Linked DNA regions of Homo sapiens: region 2 is linked to region 1. A link is an interaction called in ENCODE POLR2A ChIA-PET data of the cell type or tissue named here. Cell type or tissue: A673. All regions are shown on one strand. Each heading gives the region's core, and the rest is flanking DNA. Links, peaks and the distances in the headings are about the cores only.

The links. Peaks named below come from ENCODE experiments on the same cell type or tissue, not always from the same donor. Only the 100,000 strongest peaks of a DNase experiment are listed, where the experiment ranks them.
Region 2: POLR2A ChIA-PET joins it to region 1 with 11 read pairs; 3 of 35 experiments call an interaction of 5 or more read pairs at or near these places.

Annotation. Positions count from the first base shown.
Region 1 is chr1:39,603,929-39,609,308 of GRCh38, forward strand. No RefSeq gene overlaps it. Among named protein-coding and RNA genes, the nearest start is that of PABPC4, 30 kb to the left of the region's middle. In A673, for the core only: a CTCF peak has its summit at 2,426 (motif pointing right); a DNase peak (open chromatin) is centred at 2,443.
Region 2 is chr1:39,389,173-39,394,552 of GRCh38, forward strand. The region is part of intron 58 of MACF1 (microtubule actin crosslinking factor 1); the gene reads left to right. Among named protein-coding and RNA genes, the nearest start is that of BMP8A, 100 kb to the right of the region's middle. In A673, for the core only: no CTCF peak of the experiment used is centred there; a DNase peak (open chromatin) is centred at 3,079; H3K4me3 peaks cover 1,181 bases; H3K27ac peaks cover 3,052 bases.

The DNA of each region.
Region 1 (5,380 bases), core at 237-5,236:
CAATCAGTGCTCTGTAAAATGAACCCATCAGCAGGACATGGGTGGGGACAAATAAGGGAATAAAAGCTGGCCACCCCCCCCCACCCCAGCCAGCCACCACAACCGGCTTGGGTCCCCTTCCAAGCTGTGGAAGCTTTGTTCTTTCACTTTTCATAATAAAACTCGCTGGTGCTTACTCTTTGGGCCCGTGCCATCTTTAAGAGCTGTAACACTCACCGGGAAGGTCCACAGCTTCATTCTTGAAGTCAGTGAGACCAAGAACCCACCAGAAGGAACCGACTCTGGACACAATATGTTCTTATTTGTTGTTACTCCAATAAGCAATTAACAAGAGTGCTGTCAGAATGTGTGGGATGATCTTGTATTCAACTAACCTGTCAAATACTCTTATCAATTCTAATGCTCTGCATGTAGATTTTTATTTTCCAAATAGAAAATGAATCATGCATATAAGAATGGTGTTACCTCTTCCTACTTCCTAAGCCTCTGATTTCTATTATATTTATTACATTAGCTAGAAATGCCCATCAAATTTTGAATAAAGGGCATTCATATTTTTAACTTTTATGGGAATGCTAGAGTTTCACCGTTGAATTTGATGTTTAGGAATTTGGCAAATATCCTTTATAGGGTTAAGGTATTATCCTACTAATCCTAATTTGCTAAGATTTGAAAAATGAATGAATTCATCAAATGATTATTTATTTAAGTGATTATATACTTTTTATCTTTTAATGTATTAAGGTTCAGAACAGGAATTCTTTCCCTGTTGTTAACCTATCCTTGCATTTTTGGCTAAACTCTACTACATATTTGCTTCTAATTTAGATGTCATATGGATTCTGTTTTATTATTTAGGATGTTTGTATCTATAACCGTAACTAAGCTTGTTCTAAAATGTTCTTACCTTTAATTGCCCTGTCGTGGGCTGATGACAAGGGCATACTAGTATTACAAAACAAGTTAGGCAGTTTTCCCTTCTTTTCCACCCAGTAAAAACAGTTTGTATAAAACAGAATGTATTAGTCAGGGCTCGGCGTGGTGGCTTACGCCTGTAATCCCAGCATTTTGGGAGGCCGAGGCGGGCAGATCATTTGAGGTCAGGAATTTGAGACCAGCCTGGCCAACGTGGTGAAACCCCATCAATACCAAAAATACAAAAATTAGTTGGGTGTGATGGCACATGCTTTTAGTCCCAGCTACTTTGGAAGCTGAGGCACGAGATTCTCTTGATCCCGGGAGGCGGAGGTTGCAGTGAGCCGAGATAGCGCCACTGGACTCCAGCCTGGGTGACAGAGCAAGAGCCTGTCTCGAAAAAAAAAAAAATGTATTAGGGCTCTCCAGAGAAACAGAACCAACAGGACTTATTTTTATTTATTTATTTTTTTTTTGAGATGGAGTCTCGCTCTGTCGCCCAGGCTGGAGTTCAGTGGCACAATCTTGGCTCACTGCAATCTCCACCTCCCGGGTTCAAGCGATTCTCTTGCCTCAGCCTCCCGAGTAGCTGGGACTACAGGCGCCTGCCACCAGGCCCAGCTAATTTTTGTATTTTTAGTAGAGACTGGGTTTCATCATATTGCCCAGGCTGGTCTTGAACTCGTGACCTTGTCATCCGCCCACCTTGGCCTCCCAAAGTGCTGGGATTACAAGCGTGAGCCACTGCACCCGGCCAGGACCCATTTATTTATTATGAGAAACTGGCTTATGTGATTATGAAGGTTGAGAAGTCCCAAGATCTGCAGTTAGCAAGCTGGAGACCCAGGAGAGCCAATGTGTGTTCCAGTCTGAAAGTCTACTGGCTTGAGATCCAAGAAAAGCCAATGTTTCAGTTCAAATCTATAGAATGGAAAAGACCCATGTCCCAGCTCATACGGTCAGGCAGGAGACATTGCCTCTTACTTGAGGGAGGGGTGGCCTTTTTGTTCTATTCAGGTCTGACTGGATGAGGGCCACCCACATGGGGGCATGCAGTTTGCTTTATTCAGTCAAGTGTTAATCCCATCCAAAAACAGCCTCACAGATACACTCACAATGTTTGACCAAATAAACCGAGCAGTCCATGACTCAGTCAAGTTGACACATAAAATGAATCACATAGTGAGAATATATTCTTTGAAGGTCTGGACAACTGAGCTGTGAGTCCCAACAAGCCTGTTATCCTTTGCTCATTTGTTTGGGTGTGGAAGTGTGGGTGACGTATTTTTCATCAGGGTAATTCCCCTGGAGCCATTCTCTCCTACAAGGGCCTACATGGGATGATCCTCCCTGGCTCCTTTGGAGAAACCCTGATCTTAGTCCTTGAAGACTAACAGCATCCAGGAGACTAAAAAACGATGGGCTGTTTTATCTGTAGAAACTACTAGCCTTTGGGCGACACCATTTGGGGAGTTTGTATTTATCATAGCAGTTATGCCGTTATTCCAACTGACCACTAGAGGGCAGTAATGGCTTATAAAACCGGATCCAGTGTGACAAAAGGGCTTTAAAGAAGCTAACGTATGGTGGATTAAAAGGTAGATTTTTGCCTGTAATCCCAGCACTTTGGGAGGCCGAGGCGGGCGGATCACGAGGTCAGGAGATCGAGACCATCCCGGCTAAAACGGTGAAACCCCGTCTCTACTAAAAATACAAAAAATTAGCCGGGCGTAGTGGCGGGCGCCTGTAGTCCCAGCTACTTGGGAGGCTGAGGCAGGAGAATGGCGTGAACCCGGGAGGCGGAGCTTGCAGTGAGCCGAGATCGAGCCAGTGCACTCCAGCCTGGGCGACAGAGCGAGACTCCGTCTCAAAAAAAAAAAAAAAAAAGGTAGATTTTTTTTTTTTTTTTTTGCCCGGGCGTGGTGACTCATGCCTGTAATCCCACCACTTTGGGAGGCCGAGGCGGGCAGATCACCTGAGCTCAGGAGTTTGAGACCAGCCTGGCTAACATGGCGAAACCTCGTCTCTATTAAAAATACAACAATTACCCAGGCATGATGGTGGGCACCTGTAATACCCAGCTACTCGGGAGACCGAGACCGGAGAACGTTTTGAACCCGGGAGGCAGAGGTTGCAGTGAGCCGAGATCACGCCCCTTCACTCCAGCCTGGGCGACAGAGCAAGACTCCGTCTCAAATGAAAAAAAAAAAAAAAAGAAAAAAAAAGGTCGATTTTTTTCCCCCTTCTCTGTCCTTAGGAACTTCAGACTTCAAGAATCTAAGAAACTTGGTCGGGCACGGTGGCTCATGCCTGTAATCCCAGCACTTTGGGAGGCCGAGGTGGGCGGATCACGAGGTCAGAAGATCGAGACCATCCTGGCTAACATGGTGAAACCCCATCTCTACTAAAAACACACAAAAAATTAGCCAGGCATGGTGGCAGGCGCCTGTACTCCCAGCTACTCGGGAGGCTGAAGCAGGAGAATGGCGTGAACCGGGAAAGCGGAAGTTGCAGTGAGCCGAGATTGCACCAACGCACTCCAGCCTGGGCCACAGAACAAGACTCCGTCTCAAAAAAAAAAAAAAAAAAAAAAAAAATCTAAGAAACTTGTTCAGGCCAGGTGTGGTGGCTCATGCTTGTAATCTTAGCACTTTGGGAGGCCGAGGTGGGAGGATTGCTTGAGCCCAGAAATTTGAGACCAGCCTGGCCAACATAGGGAGACCCCATCTCTACAAAAAAATAAAATTAGCTGGGCCTCCTGGCGCGCACACTTGTAGTCCCAGCTATTCAGGAGGCTGAGGCAGGAGGATCTCTTGAGCTCTGGAGGTGAAGGCTGCAGTGAGCCGAGATCATGCCACTGCACTCCCACTCCATCCTGGGCAACAGAGTGAGACCTTGTGTGAAAAAATAAAAATTAAAGAGAGAGAGAAAAGAAAGTTGTCCAAATCATATATTCCAGTACACAGCAAATCTGGAATGTTAACCTAGGTTTTTCTGACTCCAAATTTCATGGTTTCTGGTGTGGGTACAAATCAATTATTCTTCTTTCATTCTTTTTAAAAAAAATTTGGCCGGGCGCGGTGGCTCACGCCCGTAATCCCAGCACTTCGGGCAGTCGAAGCAGGCGGATCACGAGGTCAGGATATCAAGACCATCCTGGCTAACATGGTGAAACCCCATCTCTACTAAAAAATACAAAAAATTAGCCGGGCGTGGTGGCTGGAGCCTGTAGTCCCAGCTACTCGGGAGGCTGAGGCAGGAGAATGGCGTGAACCCGGGAGCTGGAGCTTGCAGTGAGCGGAGATCGCGCCACCGCACTCTAGCCTGGGAAACAGGACAAGACTCCGTCTCAAAAAAAAAAAAAAAAATTCATTCACTCATGGAAAGCAGCATAACAGAGTGGCTAAGAATTCAGTCTCTGGAGTCAGACCATTTGGATTAAAATTCTGGCTCTTTCACATACTAGCTAGCACCATAAGTGATCTGTGCCTCAATTGTCTGATCTGTGTATGGGGATATTAGAACTTACCTTGTAAAATTATTGCAAAAATGAAATGATACATTAAAAGTGTTTAGAACAGCTGAGTGCAGTGGCTCACGCCTGTAATCCCAGCACTCTGGGAGGCCGAGGCGGGCGGATCAGTAGGTCAGGAGATCGAGACCATCCTGGCTAACACGGTGAAACCTCGTCTCTACTAAAAATACAAAAAAATTAGCCAGGCGTGGTAGCGGGCGCCTGTAGTCCCAGCTACTCTGGCAGCTGAGGCAGGAGAATGGCATGAACCCGGGAGGTGAGCTTGCAGTGAGCCGAGATCGCGCCACTGCACTCCAGCCTGGGCGACAGGGCTAAACTCCGTCTCAAAACAAAACACAAAAAGTGTTTAGAACAGCGTATGGTCCTTAATAAGTACTTAAATTCAAGCTATTATTAACTCAACCAGTATTTCTTAAGCAACTACCCTGTTCTAGTACCACTGTTCTAGGTACTGGGGTAGCAATCATACTCGTACAGAGCTTACCTGTTGGAGCTTATATTCTAGAAAGGGAGATGGACAACAAAATAAGAAAAGTTTGTATTTTTTTCCCCATGAATATGAACGAATATGGCCAAAAATAGAGCATGGAAGAGGACTGGGAGTGCTGGTGGAGGAAGGCTTGCTACCTAAATGGGGCTGTCAGAGGCAGCTGCTCTGAGGCGACATCCAGAAAAATCCAAAGGAGGTGAGGCAGCCAGCTAGGAGGCTAAGACTCATGCGCATGCGTAGGAGCAGAATATTGCGCAAAGAGGAGTGAGGATAAGGGCTGGAGGCTGGACCACACCGGCCTTCAAGAAAGGGGAAAGGGACCATGTGATGCTAATTTTATGTCGTCTTGGCTAGGCTGTGGTGCCCATGGTTTGGACAAACAAGTCTAGCTGTTGCTACGAAGGCAAACTTTGGAATGTGATTAACATTTAATTAGTAGA
Region 2 (5,380 bases), core at 192-5,191, 210 kb before region 1:
GCCAGAGCATTTTTCTATTGTAGTTTATTTCAGTCTTTATAACCAATTAAGGATATAGAAAGAAATGTCCAAGTCTTATCTCTTACTCTAAGAATTTCCTTTTAGGATTTCTTGAGATTTCAGATTACCAGATTTTGTAATAGCAGTGAATGTATCTTCAGGTCTCTGGTTTTTGTGTGTTTTTTTTTTTTTTTTTTTTTTTTTGGAGACAGAGTCTTGCTCTGTAGCCCAGGTTGGAGTGCAGTGGGGCGATCTAGGCTCACTGAAACCTCCACCTCCGGGGTCCAAGTGATCCTCCTGCCTCAGCCTCCCAAGTAGCTGGGGTTACAGTCGCTCACCACCACGCCTGGTTAATTTTTATATTTTTAGTAGAGATGGGGTTTCACCATATTGGCCAGGCTGGTCTCGATCTCCTGACCTCAAGTGATCCACCCGCCCTAGCCTCCCAAAGTGCTGGGATTACAGGCATTAGTCACCGCACTCAGCCCCCTGTTTTTCAAATTGAGGTATGAAAAGCCGTAAGTTAAACATAGTCTCATCTTCCTAAAGGGTTTATTTTACATAGATTTTAGGGGAGGATATTGATGTATATTTGATATATTATGGAATAAAACATAAAATTATCATTAATTGTTAAGATAAAACATGACACTTCAAATAAATCTCCCATTTATATAGTAAGCAGCTTAATAATACATCCCAGACTCCTCAAGAGTACAAGTTCTTTGCCTATAGGAAAGAAGTTTGAGAAGTACTGCCTTAATTGCAAAAATACTTTAATTCTTTGCCTGAGCCAAAATCTCCATTCCTGAGATTGTGTGAGTATAAATTAAAGTAACAGGAGATGATTACATGACCCAAAAGTGTGGATTTACTGGGTTAGGAGCACATCTGTTGGATCTTGGTTCTCACTATATTAACCTGTTGCCCCTAGAGTTTTCCTTGTGGTAAATACGTAAAAGTCTCTCACTCTGCCACTGTACATGGAATAGATTTGGAAAGGATACTTTCAGCACTTTGTTTCCATCACTAGAGTTAATTATTCCTGCTTACACAGTTAACACTCCTGCCATTAAAGTAAAATTGTGATCTCAGAGACCCTGCTTGCCAGCGTTATTTATCTTAAAAACATGGATGCAGAGGTAATGTTGACACCAGCTCAGAGCCACGTAGTCCTAGAGACGTCACAGTTTTGTAGACAGGATCCAAGTGCAAAAATGTGGCTGTTTCAGAAGGGCCCCTCTAGGAGCTTGGGAGAAATTCAGCACTAAAGTGGGACATTGGCTGAAGGCCTTCTTACCATGTTTGGAGATAGTACAATTTTGAGCAAGAGGAGTCATCGTATTTGGGTTTCTTGAGGCACCCAGATAAGGAAAGGGTAGGTAGAGAAAACGTAAACCCGTGAAGCAGTGCATTCCTCTTAGAAACTTCCTTTCTAGTGGTAGTGTGGCCTTCCCTGTTTCAGCTTGCACATTTTTCTTTCCTCTTTTGTTATAAGTGTCTCAAAAGCAGAGACTTTCTTCTACAGGTATGCTTCAGTTATCCAATTTACTTGCATCCAGGCTATTTAGAATTAACCATCTAACCAACTCAATGAAATTTTTAGAAAACTGAAACTTATCCCTTTAGGCTCCAAAATAGTTTTGTTTTATCAGCCGGGTGCGGTGGCTCACGCCTGTAATCCCAGCACTTTGGGAGGCCGAGGCGGGTGGATCACGAGGTCAGGAGATCGAGACCATCCTGGCTAACACGGTGAAACCCTGTCTCTACTAAAAAAAAATACAAAAAATTAGCTGGGTATGGTGGCAGGCGCCTGTAGTCCCAGCTACTCGGGAGGCTGAGACAGGAGAATGGCATGAACCCAGGAGGTGGAGCTTGCAGTGAGCCAAGATGGCGCCACTGCACTCCAGCCTGGGTGACAGAGTGAGACTCCTTCTCAAAAAAAAAAAAACACACAAAATAGTTTCATCTAACCAGGTTCTGGTTTATATAGGAATTATTTTAAACTCAATTTGCCTAATTTTCTAAATATGTATTATGCATAAGTTTTTTTTAATGAGTGCAGGTTAACATTATTTAAATGGTTGTACTGTCTATACTATGGTGATATTCTCAAGGATGTGAGACACATTTGGAGCTGCTTTGTATTAAGTATTCCCAAATTACTGTGCACTTTGATTTCTATATTGAAGTTATTGTTTAGGGCCTCTATAGTATTATACTGGTTGGATTGGCTGTGCATGTGTGTGTGGAGAGGAGGAGGTAATTTTGGGATTTCTGCCCACCACCATGATATTGGTTATTATTTCCTACTGCTATCACTTTTCACTGCTGTCATTTGGTCTGTGTAGTCTATTCCTCCCTTCTAATCTTCACTGAGCTAGAAAATGAGATAAACAGGCCTGTTAAAATTGCATTAGATATGAGCTAAAATGTACAAAAGAGTCCACATGCAGGCATAAATAGTGTTTGGATTTGAGGACAAGTCATCTTTTCCTTTTCATTTAATCCTTGGTTTCTAGAGACATTCTGACTTTTGATGTTGCTGGAAGATTTCAAAAAATTACTGGGCATTACTTTATCTTATTTCTATCCTAGTATGTTGCCTAATAGTGCTCAGAGTTCAATAGCACTTAGTTGCTTGTCATAGCCAAATTCGTTTCACTGATTTCTAAAAATAAGCCTTCCACCTCAGATACTCTGGATGTGAAGGCTGGGACTGGACACTGATCGGCTGGGCTCTTGCAGAGTGTGTTCATCAACAGTGGACTGGTGTTGACAAGGCAAGCCTGGAAGAAGAGTGGGAGAAGGGAGAAGGGTGGTGGAGTGTCCTGTGTGTAGTCCATTGTCAAGTCAGTAGGTAGTTACCATAAAATGATCAGTATCCACCCTCAAGTTGGGGATGCAAATCAAAAGCCCTGTTCCACCTGTCCACCTTGTAGGGAAGTCAAAAGCTTTGGAAAGAGTTTTTGCCTTCTCCCAGCAAAAATCTTTGGTCAGGAGGGGAGGAGCATATTCTTGGCTGAACTCATGCTGAGCTCATCGGAAGTGAAAACAATGAGAGGAGAAAAATTCTGTGTGTCAGTTCCATAGTCCCCAGGAGGCCGCATAAAGGGAAGGTCTTTTTGGACCCATTCTGAGGACTGAGTCATTTTCATGATTTGAGTGTGGAGTTCCTGGGTTAATGTATTATAGTCCAGCCATAGATTAATCTTTCCTTACTCCAGCAGCAGACCAGATTTATAAAGTATGACTCTGTTTTCAGATTCAAATTATTTTTAATAAGGTAAAAACAAAGATGAAGATAAATATTTTTAAAAACAGCATTAGCTGTAAGTTTTCAGCTCTTTTTTTAATGGAATCATACTTTTAGCACAGAATCTGCACAAGAGAAGAGGATATGAATCTGGGAGACGGAAACTCTGCTTTAACCCAGCTAACTCCATGGGAGCTAGAATAGACAGATGAGTTAGGCCTGTGAAGAACCCCCCAGTCTTACTTGGGACTGTACAGTCTTGCTGATAGATCCATGGATCTGCAGTCTGTGGGGAAAATTATTTCTTCCTTAAATGAATGTGGAATACTAAAATACATTATTCCTAGGAAAGGCTTTCCCTCAGTTGCTTCTGAATGATTAGTAGGTCCTCACTGGCAGACCAGATTCTATCACATGGGAGTGGAAGAGAGTTCCTTTCCACTCAAACCAGGCAGAGATCTCAGGCTTCCTGAGTTAGGATCTTTACCAGGTTCAGCTCTCTGTTGGAAGTAGAAAGGAAGAAGCCATTCTAGAAATCACTAATGAGAGGATTGAGCTTGTTTTCAGAAAGCTGGAAAGAAAAGACTTTGGCAAATCTCTTCAGGAAATTCCGTTTTCCTGAACAAGGGAGTCTGGTTATTGAGGAAAAGGAATTGTATGTGTCTAACAGGAGGCTAACAAGAAAGGAAGGACGTTTTTATCACTGAAACTTGAGCCAAAGAATTCCCCTAGAGTGACCTTCCTGGGAAGGGTAAAAAAAAAAAAAAAATATATATATATATATATATATATATATGTTAAGTCTCTGATGATAACAAGAGATTTTCCTCATTTTGAAATTCCCTACGTAGGTTTTACTTGAACTGAGATCATTCTGAATCTTAAACCAACCCCTCCTTTGCCCCCTGCTCCCCGCAAGAACCATGTGACTTCTCACTCAGAAAGTATTTGATGGTTTGGGCATCATACTGGTGAGCATTATCAAGAAACCTGGATGCACCTTCATTCACTTGTTTTTCATATGTATTTATATTGTTGTGTATTTGGGTCATGCTTCAGACTTGGCATTCTACCTCTCAGTGATAAAATGAACAATGGGGCCAGGCACAGTGGCTCACACCTATAATCATAGCATTCTGGGAGGCTGATGTGGGCAGATCACTTGAGCCCAGGAGTTCGAGACCAGCCTGGGCAACAAAATGAGGCGGCCCTTCTATAAAAAATAAATAAATTAGCTAGGCATGACGGCACATGCTGTGGTCCCAGCTTACACAGGAGGCTGACGCAGGAGGATCACTTGATCCTAGGACGTTGACGCTGCAGTGAGCTGCGTCCATGCCACCGCAGTCCAGCGTGTAACAGAGTGAGACCCTGTCTCAAAAAAAAAAGAAAGAAAGACAGAGAGAGAGGGAGGGAGGGAGAGAGAGAGAGAGAGAGAAAGAAAGAGAGAAAGAAAAGAAAGGAAGGAAGGAAAGAAAAGAAAGAAAGAGAAAGAAAGAACGAACGAACGAACAATGGGAAAAATTGACTGACAGACCTCTTTAGGGTCTGCGAGTTTCTCATAGTGGTTCACTTCACCCAGTGGTGCATATAAAGCACCCAAACCAGTTGGTCTTTTCCTTTCTTGTCTTTGAGGCTGGGCTGCTGGGTTCTAATAGGTGCAGCATCAGGCTTCCTTAGGATTATTTTCATTCCTAATTCAGGTTGAGCAGAGCCCAGGATCAGGGTCTCAGTATACTTGAAGTTTCTACCGGGGGACCTAGGTATCCTACTATGAAAACAGAATAAGAAAGTCTTGTAAACGCCTTCATTTGATTGATTGATTGATTGATTGATTGATTGATTGATTTATTGCCACATAGAAAGCAAGCTTAGGCATCTTCATGTGCACATGAGAAAAGCCCTGGAAGAGGCTGGGGGCGGTGGCTCACGCCTGTAATCCCAGTACTTTGGAAGGCTGAGGTGGGTGGATCACCTGAGGTCAGGAGTTCGAGACGAGCCTGGCCAAGATGGTGAAACCCTGTATCTACTAAAAATACAAAAATTAGCTGGGCATGGTGGCACATGCCTGTAGTCTCAGCTGTTTGGGGAGGCTGAGGCAGGAGAATGGCTTGGACCTGGGAG